2 separate regions of the Homo sapiens genome follow, and region 1 is linked to region 2. Evidence: read pairs that join two places in POLR2A ChIA-PET (ENCODE). Cell type or tissue: PC-9. All regions are shown on one strand.

Evidence for each region. ChIA-PET counts read pairs that join two places held together with the same protein. Peaks named below come from ENCODE experiments on the same cell type or tissue, not always from the same donor. Only the 100,000 strongest peaks of a DNase experiment are listed, where the experiment ranks them.
Region 1: POLR2A ChIA-PET joins it to region 2 with 7 read pairs; 1 of 35 experiments calls an interaction of 5 or more read pairs at or near these places.

What each region holds. Positions count from the first base shown.
Region 1 is chr6:110,138,035-110,140,534 of GRCh38, forward strand. All of the region lies in intron 3 of WASF1 (WASP family member 1), which reads right to left. Among named protein-coding and RNA genes, the nearest start is that of WASF1, 40 kb to the right of the region's middle. In PC-9, no CTCF peak of the experiment used is centred here; no DNase peak of the experiment used is centred here; H3K27ac peaks cover 64 bases.
Region 2 is chr6:108,796,757-108,799,256 of GRCh38, forward strand. No RefSeq gene overlaps it. Among named protein-coding and RNA genes, the nearest start is that of LINC00222, 46 kb to the left of the region's middle. In PC-9, no CTCF peak of the experiment used is centred here; a DNase peak (open chromatin) is centred at 1,515; H3K4me3 peaks cover 1,231 bases; H3K27ac peaks cover 1,942 bases.

The DNA of each region.
Region 1 (2,500 bases), 1.3 Mb after region 2:
CTCATACTACCAGCCTGGATCCCACACCTGCCAAGGGTGAGCCAGGCACGGAGTGGCAAGGGGTGTGTAAGCAAGCACAGGGTCTGGCCACTGTGCATAGCCAAGCATGCTGGCTGCAGTGGGGCAGGGAGCTCCAGGTGCTGGCACAGGTGTTGGCTCCCTGAGAGGCTGCGGCTGGACTAGGTATACCACAAGTGGCTTCCACCACAGGAACCAGGGAACACTGTGGTGCCCAGAAGCTTGTAGACACCAGGAACTGCAGAGCCCCAAAGAGAGTGTCACAGCAATGGCTTAGGAAGCTCCTAGGTCTGGGATCTCCAAAGGCCACAGCTATTTTCACCTTCTCTCTTCTCTTCTTCTCATTGCCTGCAATGTGGCAAGTGAGGATCATGTTTCAGCTCTGTGTTATAGCTCTTCCAGTCCTGCCATTCAGCAGGTCCCGAGTTCTTGTCCCACGTCTGGGAAGAATGAAGCATGTGAAGAGGAGCATCACTGAGCGACAGAACAGCTCTCAGGACACCGGAAGCGGGTAGTCCCTTTTCACAGGCAGATCATCCCAATGAGTGTCCAGCTCTCAGCAGAGAAGAGACCAGGAGTGGGTAGCTCTTCTCCATAGGGAGGTTGTCCCAATGAGTTGAGGAGACCCAAAGTGGGTAGCTCCTTCCTGCAGCTAGTAGTCCCAATGTCTGTGTGAATCTGGCTGAGTCTGAAGTTTTTATGGGCTCAGAAGGGAGGAAGAGCATGCTGATTGGTCCATAGGCGGCCATGGGTGGGCTTGGAAAAGACACCATAAGTTCTCACTGTGGTCCACAGAACTGAGAGCCCAGCCCCCAGGCTACAGGCCTTCCCTGGCTTAAAGATGGGGTTTCACTTGGGACCCACCCTTTTCCACTCAGGAGCCTGTCTGCCTCCTGTCACCATCAACATGCTGTCCATGGCACCCAGGCTGTTCATGCTGAGAGATGCCTTCAGGCCTGAGCCGAGCTTCCCTCAGCCTCACTTCCATTTTCCTCCCATGCTCATAGGCACCCAAAGTCTGGAGGGGGTCAAGGTGGCAGGGGTTGGTGTGTCAGTACTGCCTTGAGCACACACACACCTGGCCAGCTTGTGACACCACCCGGGCTTAGCCACAACTTTGCTCTGCCCTGGAACAGGTGCCGGGATCGGGGAGAGACCAGGGAGTGGGAGCAGGCACTTCCAAGCCTGTGGGGGCAAAGAGATTTCCCAGGCCCCCAAGAGCACGGGGATGGCCAGGACCACAGCCCGTGGCTGGGTGGCTGCAGTTGTGCCCAGTAGCACAGGGCTCCCACCCCACCAACTTGGTAGAGCGCAGGGCTCCCACCTGTTCCCAGCCCTGACCGCTCCTCCCCCGTTGCAGCCAGCATCTTTGCAGCAGCTGCTACATACGGGCTGCTGCCGCCATCATAAGCAAAACCTTAACTTTTAACTTCAGAGCACTGACCCCATTTCTCTGAAGTCTGCATCTCCTGAATGGCTATTCCCAGCTTTTTGCTTGAATAAACTCTTTAAACTGGATTCTGATTCTTTCAATTATCTTAGGTTGACAGACTAGACTTTCTTCCTCCAGTCTTATATTTTCTCCTTGTCATTCCATCTACACCACCACTCCCACCAATTCAATCCATCCCACACCACTGCTTTAAGAATAGAGCAGATCCCCTCCAATCCATGGAGGATACATTCCAAGACCTCCAGTGGATGCCTGAAACCACAAATAGTACTGAGCCTATATATACTATGTTTTTTCCTATTCATACCTGTAACATTTAACTTATAAATTAGACACAGTAAGAGGATAACCCAATAACTAATAATAGAAAATTATAATAATATACTATAACAAAAGTTGCATGAATATGACCTCTCGCTCTCTCAAAACATCTAATTGTACTTGTAATATTATGAAATATTTATTTGGTTGGCTTTCCACCCAATTTTCTGGGATACAACTTCTAAATTCCTTAGAATATCTAAAGCATTGCTTTTTTGTAGGATTGGGGCTGGTCACCTGAAAGACAAATGCATGATTAGAGGGTTGGAACTTTCAGCCCCATCCCCCTAACATCCAGGGAGCTGAGACAGGCTGAATGTTAAGTTGACACCAATAGCCAAAGGTTTATTCAATCATGTCTATGTAATGAAGCCTCCCTAAACACTCATAAGGATGGGTCTGGAGAGCTTCCAGAGAGGTAAACACATGGAGGTTCCTGGAAAGTGGTATGTCCTGGAAAGGCATGGATGCTCTATGCCCCTTCCCCTATAACTTGCCCCATGCATTCTTATCTATGTTCCTTGTAATACCCTTTAATAATAAATTGGTAAGTATAAGTGCTTCCCTGAGTTCTGTGAGCCACTCCAGCAAATTAATCAAACCCAAAGGGGGAGTCATAGGAACCCAACTTGAAGTGGGTAGGAACAGAAGTTCCAGAGGCCTGAACTTGCAACTGGTATCTCAAGAGGTGGCAGTCTTGTGGGACTG
Region 2 (2,500 bases):
CAAAAAAGTATAAAAAATAATGTAACTAACAACGTACCCAGCATTATTACATCTCAACAAGGAAAATCACATTTCATTTAGGAAGCACTGAAGTGCGAGGTCACTGAAGTCATGAGTTATTGCTAATTTATTTGGAATAAGGGAGTTATCTAATTTTGCTTTGAAATCTGGAAGCCTGTACTCAAATGCTGCTAGGATTGTAAATGTATTCCATCTAGTGGGCTCAGCTGTGTCCAGAGTGGACTGGTTTTTCTAACCAATCACCTGCGTGTTCCTAAATTTAGTTCTTTGGTGTGTTTTGCCCTAATCAATGAGATATGCAGGCCTGGCCTGGCAAAAGGCCCGAATTAGCTCAAAGGTGACTGCTAAGATCATGTAGCCTATCCCAAGTATCCTGTCATACAAGTGACTTTACAGGGATTTGTTTTACTCCTTATTAGATGGAATGAGCTTTCAGTTTCATTCTTATCATTTAAGTGGATTGTGGTTTAATGTATTTGTAAAGGCATACCGTGTATCTATGCACATGTATTGTTTCCATTATGCTTTATCTCAGGCCTCATACCTTCTGCAAGGATTTTCATAATGTTTTTCTGAGTGGGAAGCCAGGAGTTCTCTCTGTGCCTCAACCCCTGCTCCCACTGCATTCATTCTCTTTGGGGGTTGCACATAGGGTTAAGGATTTCTGGTTTTCCTTTGAACAATGATTGCTGTATTAAACACAGCTTGGTAACTTTCAGCCTATTATTTGTGTAAATGGCTCTCTAGTGCTTTTAGATTTACTTAATTAAAATTCTAGAATGATGTGATTCCAGTGGGTTACATTAGTCTCACCCTTAACTTCTTCAGTCATTTTTGTCTTCTAGCCTTTTTCTTTGCAAGAGTTCTTATTGAAGACAACAGCTTAGCAGACTTCTCAACTCATAATTCATTACTTAAAAGTTAAAATAATTAAAAGCGTTTGTTGTGGAGCATAGTGGAGTTAAACTCAGCTTGATATTCATGCAACATTGCACTGCCGCAAGAATGTAGCTAACATATCCTTAAAATGAAAAGGGAAAGGTTGCAGTTCCCAGAGATTTTCTACCCATCTTTTGAGCTGAAATCATTTCATAAGTTAACCACTGAGTTTGAATGTATCATCTAGTTATAGTTTAATAGGAGGGAACAAAGGATGCACATTATCTTTTCCCTTTATACCCAGGACATAGTAAGATTCACACAACACAACTCATTGCCCAGGCATGCAAGTATTCCCATGCATGAACAGACCTCCTGTGCCTCTACGTTTTTCCCTCCCTTAGTGACAGAAAATTCACTGGACTCCAGCAAGCGCTGAGCTCTGGCAGCCATTGGCCCCAGAGCTCTACTAGGTAGAGGCTAGCTACGGAGGTGGCCAGTCCGGTGGTTTGTGTCCAGGAGAACATGGCACAGTTAGCTATTTAAATCCAACCAGGATGATGTAAGCGAGCGGGCTGAAAGAGTTAGGCGAAAGGTGAAAGGAAAGGAGAAATCTTGTCAGGCTGCATTATTTACAGTGAGCTGGGCTGAGACTAACATGCCGGCCACCTGTACACTGAGCCAAACTCCTGGCACCTCCATGCTGCCTCCTCGCAGCCCTCGAGAAAGGAGGAATCACTGCAGAAAATTATCTGATGCTAAATTATGTGGGGAGAGGGAATGGTGTAATTTTTAATATGATTTTTTTAACTGGAAGAGCAGGTCTCTCTACTTAGATAAAAACACACAGACCTGCTCTGGTTTGCAAATTACTGGAGTGTCACAGCAAAGCTGGGCTCTCTGTCTCTCTTGCTGATAAGAGAATAGTGTTTACTCTTGCCTCTGTGGTCCTAATAATCCTGAGTGAAACTTTGTAAAATGAGTTCTTGTTTTGCAGGACGAGCAAATGTTCAGGCTCAGGAAATGATGCTAAAGACACTTTGAAAAATGTAAGATGGGCTTGACACAGCATTGGCACAGGATACGTGACAGGAAGCAGCGTGGGGAGCGGTGATAACAGTCCCTGCGGCAGGCAGAGAGCTGGTTTCACACTCCAGCCTGGGTTCCCGCAGCAGGAGCGGGCTCAGTGCACTGAGGCGAGAGCCTTGTTGCACTGCAGAATGAGGGAGGAAATCTGGCTGTGCTCCTAGGGGCCTGGGTTGGGGGAGGCCTGAAGAAGCAGGAGAGGGCCCCGAGAGCACCTTCTTACCAGTGAGGGCTTGACATTCACCTGCACACACACCGCACTTTTAAAAATCGTGTTGGCTTTGGTTGGTTTTGGCCCTGCTCACACTACTTTTCCAAAGCACCTCCTGTTGACGAAGCTGGCTTTGGGACAAGAGAGGATGCATTTGTCCTTAGGGTCTCTCAGGGACAGGCCACGCAACACCACATACACAGGTGCTCAGTAAGAATTAGATGGAGCGGACAATGCTGATTACTGTTAATGACGGGGTAAGTTAATAAAGGCAAGATGCCTGTTTCCGGGCAAATCCGCCCC